2 separate regions of the Homo sapiens genome follow, and region 1 is linked to region 2. A link is a contact called in ENCODE Hi-C data. All regions are on one chromosome and are shown on one strand. Each heading gives the region's core, a stretch centred on a gene start or an enhancer-like site at or near the end of the contact. The rest is flanking DNA. Distances are from core to core; before and after follow the strand shown. Region 1 holds the start of INSM1 (INSM transcriptional repressor 1). Region 2 overlaps CFAP61 (cilia and flagella associated protein 61).

Region 1 (3,904 bases), core at 983-3,482, 34 kb after region 2:
ATATGCAAGACCGAATGGGGCAGGCCGAGCCCCCGCCCTATGCTATTCTACAATCCAGATGGGATTCGTGATTAGAAAATAAAATTGGCCAAAGCTGTCTCGGAATCCTTTTCCCACTTCTAATTTCATCAGCACTATTAATCAGAGCTCAAAAGAGCAAGGAAATAACATCAGTTACTTTTAGATAGAAATATGTTTATAAATTTTAGATAAACTCATTTTAAGATTTCTAACTTTTGGGGAGACTAGCACTCACCACAGCATTTTTAAAACTAGGGTGAGACTTTTCAAAATATATTTCACTATATGCATTCTTCCCTTTTCAGTGTGTGAGTTAAAATATTACAAACATAAAATTATCAAATATCTTTCCCTTGATTAACCAACCTGATTAACCCCTTAATTAATTAAGCCTAACAACTGTCCCCATCACAACTTATGACTCATGTGGACTCTATTTTTACATGTTTAATTTCTACGCCAGGGTATTTTCAGAGGGAAAATCCAAAACAATTAAATACCTTCAGTGGAATTAAGCGTAAGTAAAACTCAGCAAAATCTGTCTGGTATACAAAGCTTTGCAGAAAAATGTTTCCTTCTCTTTCAATAAAGTGACATTTTCCTCACAGCATATGACATTTTATGTGGCTTGGCTATTTGTTCCCCAGTGTTGGACGATCAGGGCCACTACGCACTCGTGGGGTTCTCTGCCCTGTCCCCCGAAGATTCTGCCTTTTGTGTTTCCTCGGGGCTGGGCTGGACAGAGGATGGAGGCAGGCGGCCCAGTCTGGGTCCAAACGGAACGGCAGCGGAGGTGGGGGTGGGGGTGGGGGCGGGGGGAATCTTCGCTGTTGTCTCTTCCTGGTGGCACAGGGGAGGCGGCTTGTCCTCTCGGAGGCCTCAGCCTGCCTCAGAGTACAGATTGCCCCCCCTCCCCCCGTCCAGCACGCGTCTCTTTTGCGTCCAGATTGGCCGCGACCGGAGCTCAATAGCAGGAGGTTAATTTCCTTCACAAAGGTGAAGGGGGCACGGCTCCGTGGGGGCTGCGCCCAGACAGGCAGCCCCTTTATTTCGCAGCGCCTTGATTGGAGCCCTTGATTTAGCATCTGATGTCAACCGGCAAACAAAATGCCCGCTCGGAATGAAAATGCATGAGGCCGCGCGGGGAGGAGAAAGCCAACTTCACTGGGGCGCACGAGGCCGACCGCGCGTTTCGGGCTTCGGCCAACTCGACCCGGATTAACCGAGCCTTGGACCACGCGGAAGCTCCGGGCGGCCTGGGTCGGGCCCCGCCAAAGATGCCATTCCCAAGCCTCCAAGAACCCAAAAGTTCAGAAATTCACGTTCCTCTGGGAACCCAGCCCAGCCCGCCCGCGCTCCAATCCCGCGCTTTCGGGAGACTGAGAAGGCCGTGCCAATTCCTTCTCAAACTCGAAAGAAACCTTCTCTAGCCCCGTGGGCGCGCGGAGGCTGCGAGCACAAACATCGCCCTCGGCCACTGCCAGAAGGCCGGGCCCCCTGTCCACACTTGGAACCCCGGGGAACCCTTTTGCTTGGCCTCTTGGGTCCAGCGGCCCATCCGTCCAAGGTCCGGGCGGAGGCCGTCCGGACCCTGCTGCTCTCTCGGATTCTTGTTTATTTCCCAAACACCACGCGGAGCCACTGCGCCTCCGCAACGATCTCCCCCGCACCGCCCCGGCGCGCCCCCGCCCCCACCCAATCAGCGCGCACAACTTCCCCCTCGGCTCCGGCTCGCGGATTGAACCCTCCTGACATATTTGGGGCCATTCTTCTCCTTTGTTGCTATTTTGCTAGCGACCCGCGGGTAATCCCCGCGCGGGAGGGGGGCGTGCATTGTCGCGCTGATGGACGGGCCCATTTGGCGGCTCCGCGCCCCCCGGAGGAGAGACACAAAGCCCAGGCACGTGCGCCTCCCCATAGAGAAGCAGCAGACCGTGAAGGGAGGCGGGGCCGGGCGTGTGCCTGGACCGGGCGGGGCGGCGGCGCCGGGCGGGGCGACCAGGGGCGCGCGCGGGGGCCCCGCGCCCTCAGGTACATCTGCCGCACCTACCGGGCGACCCCCGAGTCCCGGCCCCCTTTTGGCCGCCCCATCGCCCTCCCACCCTGCCAGGCTGAGGAGCTGCGGACGCGCTGATTGGCTCCAGGGGAAGCGGGAGGCGAGAACAATGGCCCCCTCCCCCCGTTAAAAGGGAGCGGCTGCCGGGCCCGGGGACAGGGACGCGCGTGCAGGGCGCAGAGCTGGGCCGAGCCGTCGCCGGCGCCACGCGAGTCCCGCAGCCGCCGCGCCCGGGCAATGGGCCGGGGGCACTGAGGGCCGCCGGGGCCGAGCGCGGAGGGGGGACCGAGCCAGTGCCGTGCCCTCGGGCCGCGCCAACATGCCCCGCGGCTTCCTGGTGAAGCGCAGCAAGAAGTCCACGCCCGTTTCCTACCGGGTCCGCGGCGGCGAGGACGGCGACCGCGCACTGCTGCTCTCGCCCAGCTGCGGGGGCGCCCGCGCCGAGCCCCCGGCGCCGAGCCCGGTCCCCGGGCCGCTGCCGCCGCCGCCGCCCGCGGAGCGCGCCCATGCAGCGCTCGCCGCCGCGCTTGCCTGCGCGCCTGGGCCGCAGCCACCCCCGCAGGGCCCGCGGGCCGCGCACTTCGGCAACCCCGAGGCTGCGCACCCCGCGCCGCTCTACAGTCCCACGCGGCCCGTGAGCCGCGAGCACGAGAAGCACAAGTACTTCGAACGCAGCTTCAACCTGGGCTCGCCGGTCTCGGCCGAGTCCTTCCCCACGCCCGCCGCGCTGCTCGGAGGGGGCGGCGGCGGCGGCGCGAGCGGAGCTGGCGGAGGCGGCACCTGCGGCGGCGACCCGCTGCTCTTCGCGCCCGCCGAGCTCAAGATGGGCACGGCGTTCTCGGCTGGCGCCGAGGCGGCCCGCGGCCCGGGCCCCGGCCCCCCACTGCCCCCTGCCGCCGCCCTGCGGCCCCCGGGAAAGCGGCCCCCGCCCCCTACCGCCGCGGAGCCGCCCGCCAAGGCAGTCAAGGCCCCGGGCGCCAAGAAGCCCAAGGCCATCCGCAAGCTGCACTTCGAGGACGAGGTGACCACGTCGCCCGTGCTGGGGCTCAAGATCAAGGAGGGCCCGGTGGAGGCGCCGCGGGGCCGCGCGGGGGGCGCGGCGCGGCCGCTGGGCGAGTTCATCTGCCAGCTGTGCAAGGAGGAGTACGCCGACCCGTTCGCGCTGGCGCAGCACAAATGCTCGCGCATCGTGCGTGTGGAGTACCGCTGTCCCGAGTGCGCCAAGGTCTTCAGCTGCCCGGCCAACCTGGCCTCGCACCGCCGCTGGCACAAACCGCGGCCCGCGCCCGCCGCCGCCCGCGCGCCGGAGCCAGAAGCAGCAGCCAGGGCTGAGGCGCGGGAGGCACCCGGCGGCGGCAGCGACCGGGACACGCCGAGCCCCGGCGGCGTGTCCGAGTCGGGCTCCGAGGACGGGCTCTACGAGTGCCATCACTGCGCCAAGAAGTTCCGCCGCCAGGCCTACCTACGCAAGCACCTGCTGGCGCACCACCAGGCGCTGCAGGCCAAGGGCGCGCCGCTAGCGCCCCCGGCCGAGGACCTACTGGCCTTGTACCCCGGGCCCGACGAGAAGGCGCCCCAGGAGGCGGCCGGCGACGGCGAGGGGGCCGGCGTGCTGGGCCTGAGTGCGTCCGCCGAGTGCCACCTGTGCCCAGTGTGCGGAGAGTCGTTCGCCAGCAAGGGCGCTCAGGAGCGCCACCTGCGCCTGCTGCACGCCGCCCAGGTGTTCCCCTGCAAGTACTGCCCGGCCACCTTCTACAGCTCGCCCGGCCTTACGCGGCACATCAACAAGTGCCACCCATCCGAAAACAGACAGGTGATCCTCCTGCA
Region 2 (4,015 bases), core at 325-2,824:
AGTACTTTCAAATGGAGGAAAAGCATTCCCTGAGGAGAAAAACTGCAGTTATGCCAAAGAAAGACTTTCTTTGAATTAAGCAGCAAACAAAAAAGTATTTTAATATTTTAGTTTCTAATTCACACCAGAAAGGATGTGAAGCAGCCTACACAAACATATGCAATAGGATAATTAAGAACAATAGCAGTAATAATCATTGATACGGAGCCTCTCCCCTGTGCCAGGCATAATGCCACATCTTTTACCTGGAGTGTCTCCTTGAATTCGGATAGTAACTCTTGGAACAAAGGACCATCATTATCCCCGTTTTACAGCTAAGAAGACTGAGACTAAGAGAGACTAACGCTAACTAGCTCCAGATTACATAAGCTGACAAGTGGCAGAGCTGGGGTAAAAAGAAAAAGGACATTAGTAAATGGGAAACTGAGGCCAGGTCAGCAACACGAATCTGAGCTGAGATGGAGAGACCACCAACGCAAGCATCGGTCTTTGTTTAGTCAACTTGCATCCTGAGAATGGATCACCAACTCAGCCCATATGTGTGGCTTCCCACTCCTTAGAGATCAGAGCAAGGAGAGAAATGTTAGCACTGGCTAGATTCGTAATTCATGAATTAACATATTCCATCTTCTAAGCTGTTCCCGGGCTGAGTGTCTGGGATTCAGAAAAACAAATGGACAGCAGACAGATCCTTCAGGTAATTCTTCAACATTCTGAAAACTAAGACTCTGGTTGCAAGGGTGGCAGGGAATTTCTGGTCCCGTCCAGAGCAAATGTGACCTGATGAAGGCACAGAAGGTCAGATTCCATGTTCTTATAGACATCAAAGGACCTAAAGGAAAACTTGTGCTTGCAAGAGAGCTCAGCCTCCCTCCCTCGTCAGGGGAGGTCGTGGGGCCTGTGGGCTGGTCAGGATTTCCCTCCGAGACAGCTCTGGGTGTTCAGCTCACAGACAACACACATCATGCTGGTCCCAGTGGCCTCCAGCAGAGGCAAACCATGCACTTGGAGCAGAGAAAGCCTTGCAAAGCAGTGCCTCCCAGCACCAGTGCTGCCAGGCAAGGGAGCCCAGGGTGTGGGAGGCACCTAGTTTTAAGCAATGTTAACTTCTTCTTTTTTTTTTGAGACAAAGTCTCGCTCTGTCGCCCAGGCTAGAGAGCAGTGGCACAATCTCAGCTCACTGCAACCTCTGCCTCCCGGATTCAAGCAATTCTCCTGCCTCAGCCTCCCAAGTAGCTGGTACTACAGGCATGCACCACCACACCCTGCTAATTTTTGTATTTTTTGTAGAGACGGGGTTTCGCCATCTTGGCCAGGCTGGTCTCGAACTCCTGACCTCAAGTGATCCGCCTGCCTCGGCCTCCCAAAGTGCTGGCATTACAGGCATAAGCCGCTGTGTGTGGCCATAGTGTTAGCCTCTGAATTCCCAGGTAAACCAGGATCATTGGCAAAACAGTGCTCTGTAGCATTAAGAGAGAGGAATTTTACAAGCCATTCAGAAAATAGCTGATTTCTGCTGAAAATTAGAATTTCAGTCTTAGTGCCAATGAATTGTAAGCCGTTTTTCTGCAGAGCAGGAAACATCTGAGGCCAGCTCTGCATTGTGACAATGAGACCACAGCCAAATTATATTTCGAGGCTGCTGCTCTTTCGGTTATGTAAATCATAGCATGTGACAATTACAACTGGTCATCAAAGAACTAGTTGGTTTTGCTTTCAAAATCATTAATCTTACCTTTCTAGATCTGCCTCAAAGCAATCAAAAAATTGACTAGATACGGATTCTTGCAAACTCAGGCTGAACTCAAGGAAATATTCAGTCCGATTTCCATCTCAGTCTTTGGGATTTTTTGTTGCAGGGCATCAGGGCTGTGTCTGCTCGTGTCATGGGGTCTCATTTCCAAGCAAACCCAGGAATAACTAGAAATACTTACTTGTTCCTATTCTTATTTTTGAAAATTGTACTGAAATGCATGAATTTACATTCTTTCATGAGTAGAATAAAATGATCATAACCCTACCTGACAGTGTGAATGCAAATTGTGCCTGTTCTCTGCAGTTAAGCCAGGTCGGGCCAGATGGGAACATGTAGGACTCTGAGGATACAGGGAGTTTCCCACTGGCTTGGAGGTAGAAGTCACACATGGAAAATATTCTGTGGGTTTTTTTCCCCAGAGTGTTCGGTTTTGGAGTAGTTGGAGTCTAGAGTGATAAACATGTTCTAGCTCTGGAAACCTCAACCAAAAACATCTCCCAATTTTCATAAATTTAAGAAAAGATTTTTGTTAAAAGTAGATGCTGTAGAGTCTTCGGGGTATCACAGCTGATAAAACATCCATTCTCTCTTTCCCCTTCAGGAACAGAATTCTGATTTATAAGGAAGTACATCATATCTAAAATAAATGACAGTGGTTCCCAGCCTCCCATGCAACCAAGAAAGCCATATGGCCAACTATTGGCCAATAAGATATAAATGGAAGTGCTTTGTGAAACTTCCAGGAACTCTCCTTAGAAGAAAGGAGATGAGTCCTCTTTTTCCCATACTTCATCCCAGAACATATATGTGATGGCTGGAGCTCAGCAGCCATTTTGAATCATGAGGCCAAGGCCCCTATGAATGTACTCTGCTCTGATGTCCATGGAACCACCCTGGCAGCCCTAGACTCCCCATCTAGACCTTCTCTACCTGAAAAAAGTACACTTCTGCCTTTTGAAAGCCACAGTTACTTTGAAACTTTCTGTAATTTCAATCATATCTAATCCTAGCTAATGTAGGGGATACTTGGGAAACTGGGGTGATTAAGAGAGTTGCTAGAAAGACTCGGGAAAAAGCATAAGGAAATAAGATTTGGTTGCACAGTTGTTCAGAGCATGGGTTACACAGAACTATGGGTAGGACCTAGTTCAGCCACTTATTAACTCTGTGACCTTGGGCAACTCATTTAAGCTCTCTGAATCTATGTCTTCATCTGTAAAATGGGCCAGCATGTCCCACTTTCTAGGATTAGAATTAGGATGAAATGAGATAATGCACAGAAATGGTGTGCAACAGAGTCTGTGGGTTTGTGTCCCCAGATGAATCTAAGTGTGCCTCCAGCATGAAGCTATAATAGAACAGGATGCCTCCCAGAGTGTAGCAAGCACCCACCAGGTGGTATGCAGGATAGCTCAGGCAGCACAGCCACATCTTACTAATGATGGATTTGTTCCAACAGGAATTAGAATAAAACATAACGAGCACATCAAACCTGTGATTTCATAGGTATCATTACTTAGGACAAGACAAAAGTAATTATTTCAGTTTTTTTAAAGACAAATCAATGTAAAGAAAATTTTGGGCCAGGCCTGGTGCCTGTAATTCTAGCTACTTGGGAGGATTACTTGAGGCTAGGAGTTTGAGACCAACCTGGGCAACATGGCAAGACCCCGTTTCTGAAAGATTCCAAATAGAAAATTAGGCAGGTGTGATGGTGTGCACCTATAGTCCCAGCTATTTGAGAGGCTGAGGCAGGAGGATCACTTAAGCCCAGGAGTTTGAGGCTGCAGCGAGCTATGACTGTGCCACTGTATTCCAGCCTGGGTGACAAAGCAACAACCTGTCTCTAAAAAAAAAAAAAAATTTTAAGAAAATTTGGAAGTATTCAGTAATGTAGTCACACAGAAAACGATTGATTCCCAAGTGACTGAAGTTTGGCAAACACTAGCCCAAGAGAGGTAGCCTAGGGATGAAGCTGCAGAGAGGACAAAGAAGTGAGGTCAAGAGGGCCACAGTGCCAGGCCTTGTGGAACACACTCCAGCCCCCACCTCCCCAGCGTGCACCCCTCTGCAGCCCTGCCATGCCAGGCCATCATAAGTGGCTCTGACATTCTCCACCCCCACCCACCATGTGTGCATTTCTGGGGGCAGGGGCTTTCTCTCACCATGGTACCCTCAGTGCCCTTCACATGTTTGACACAGGCGTGAGGGCCATATTCGATTCATGGCAAAGAATTGAACCCTAGGTCTTCTCCTTCC

Evidence for each region. A loop is a pair of places that touch in the nucleus more often than their neighbours do. Pooled maps may share reads with other maps.
Region 1: a loop to region 2 is called in a pooled map, with 3 times the contacts of the local background. The contact joins the promoter of INSM1 here to the enhancer-like site in region 2. A Hi-C loop is called at or near these places in 1 of 168 maps with a recorded cell type or tissue (lower leg skin), 1 of 37 single-sample maps with no recorded cell type and 2 of 50 pooled maps.

Annotation. Positions count from the first base shown.
Region 1 is chr20:20,365,872-20,369,775 of GRCh38, forward strand. INSM1 (INSM transcriptional repressor 1) reads left to right here and starts at 2,233. Exons shown (of 1, transcript NM_002196.3): 1 at 2,233-3,904. The coding sequence starts at 2,397. RefSeq lists an enhancer at 1,326-2,096.
Region 2 is chr20:20,333,022-20,337,036 of GRCh38, forward strand. The region is part of intron 25 of CFAP61 (cilia and flagella associated protein 61); the gene reads left to right. Among named protein-coding and RNA genes, the nearest start is that of INSM1, 33 kb to the right of the region's middle. RefSeq lists a silencer at 1,526-1,725. Within about 2 kb of position 1,575, at least 4 of the 41 ENCODE cell types and tissues checked have a DNase peak (open chromatin) inside an H3K27ac peak, as active enhancers do.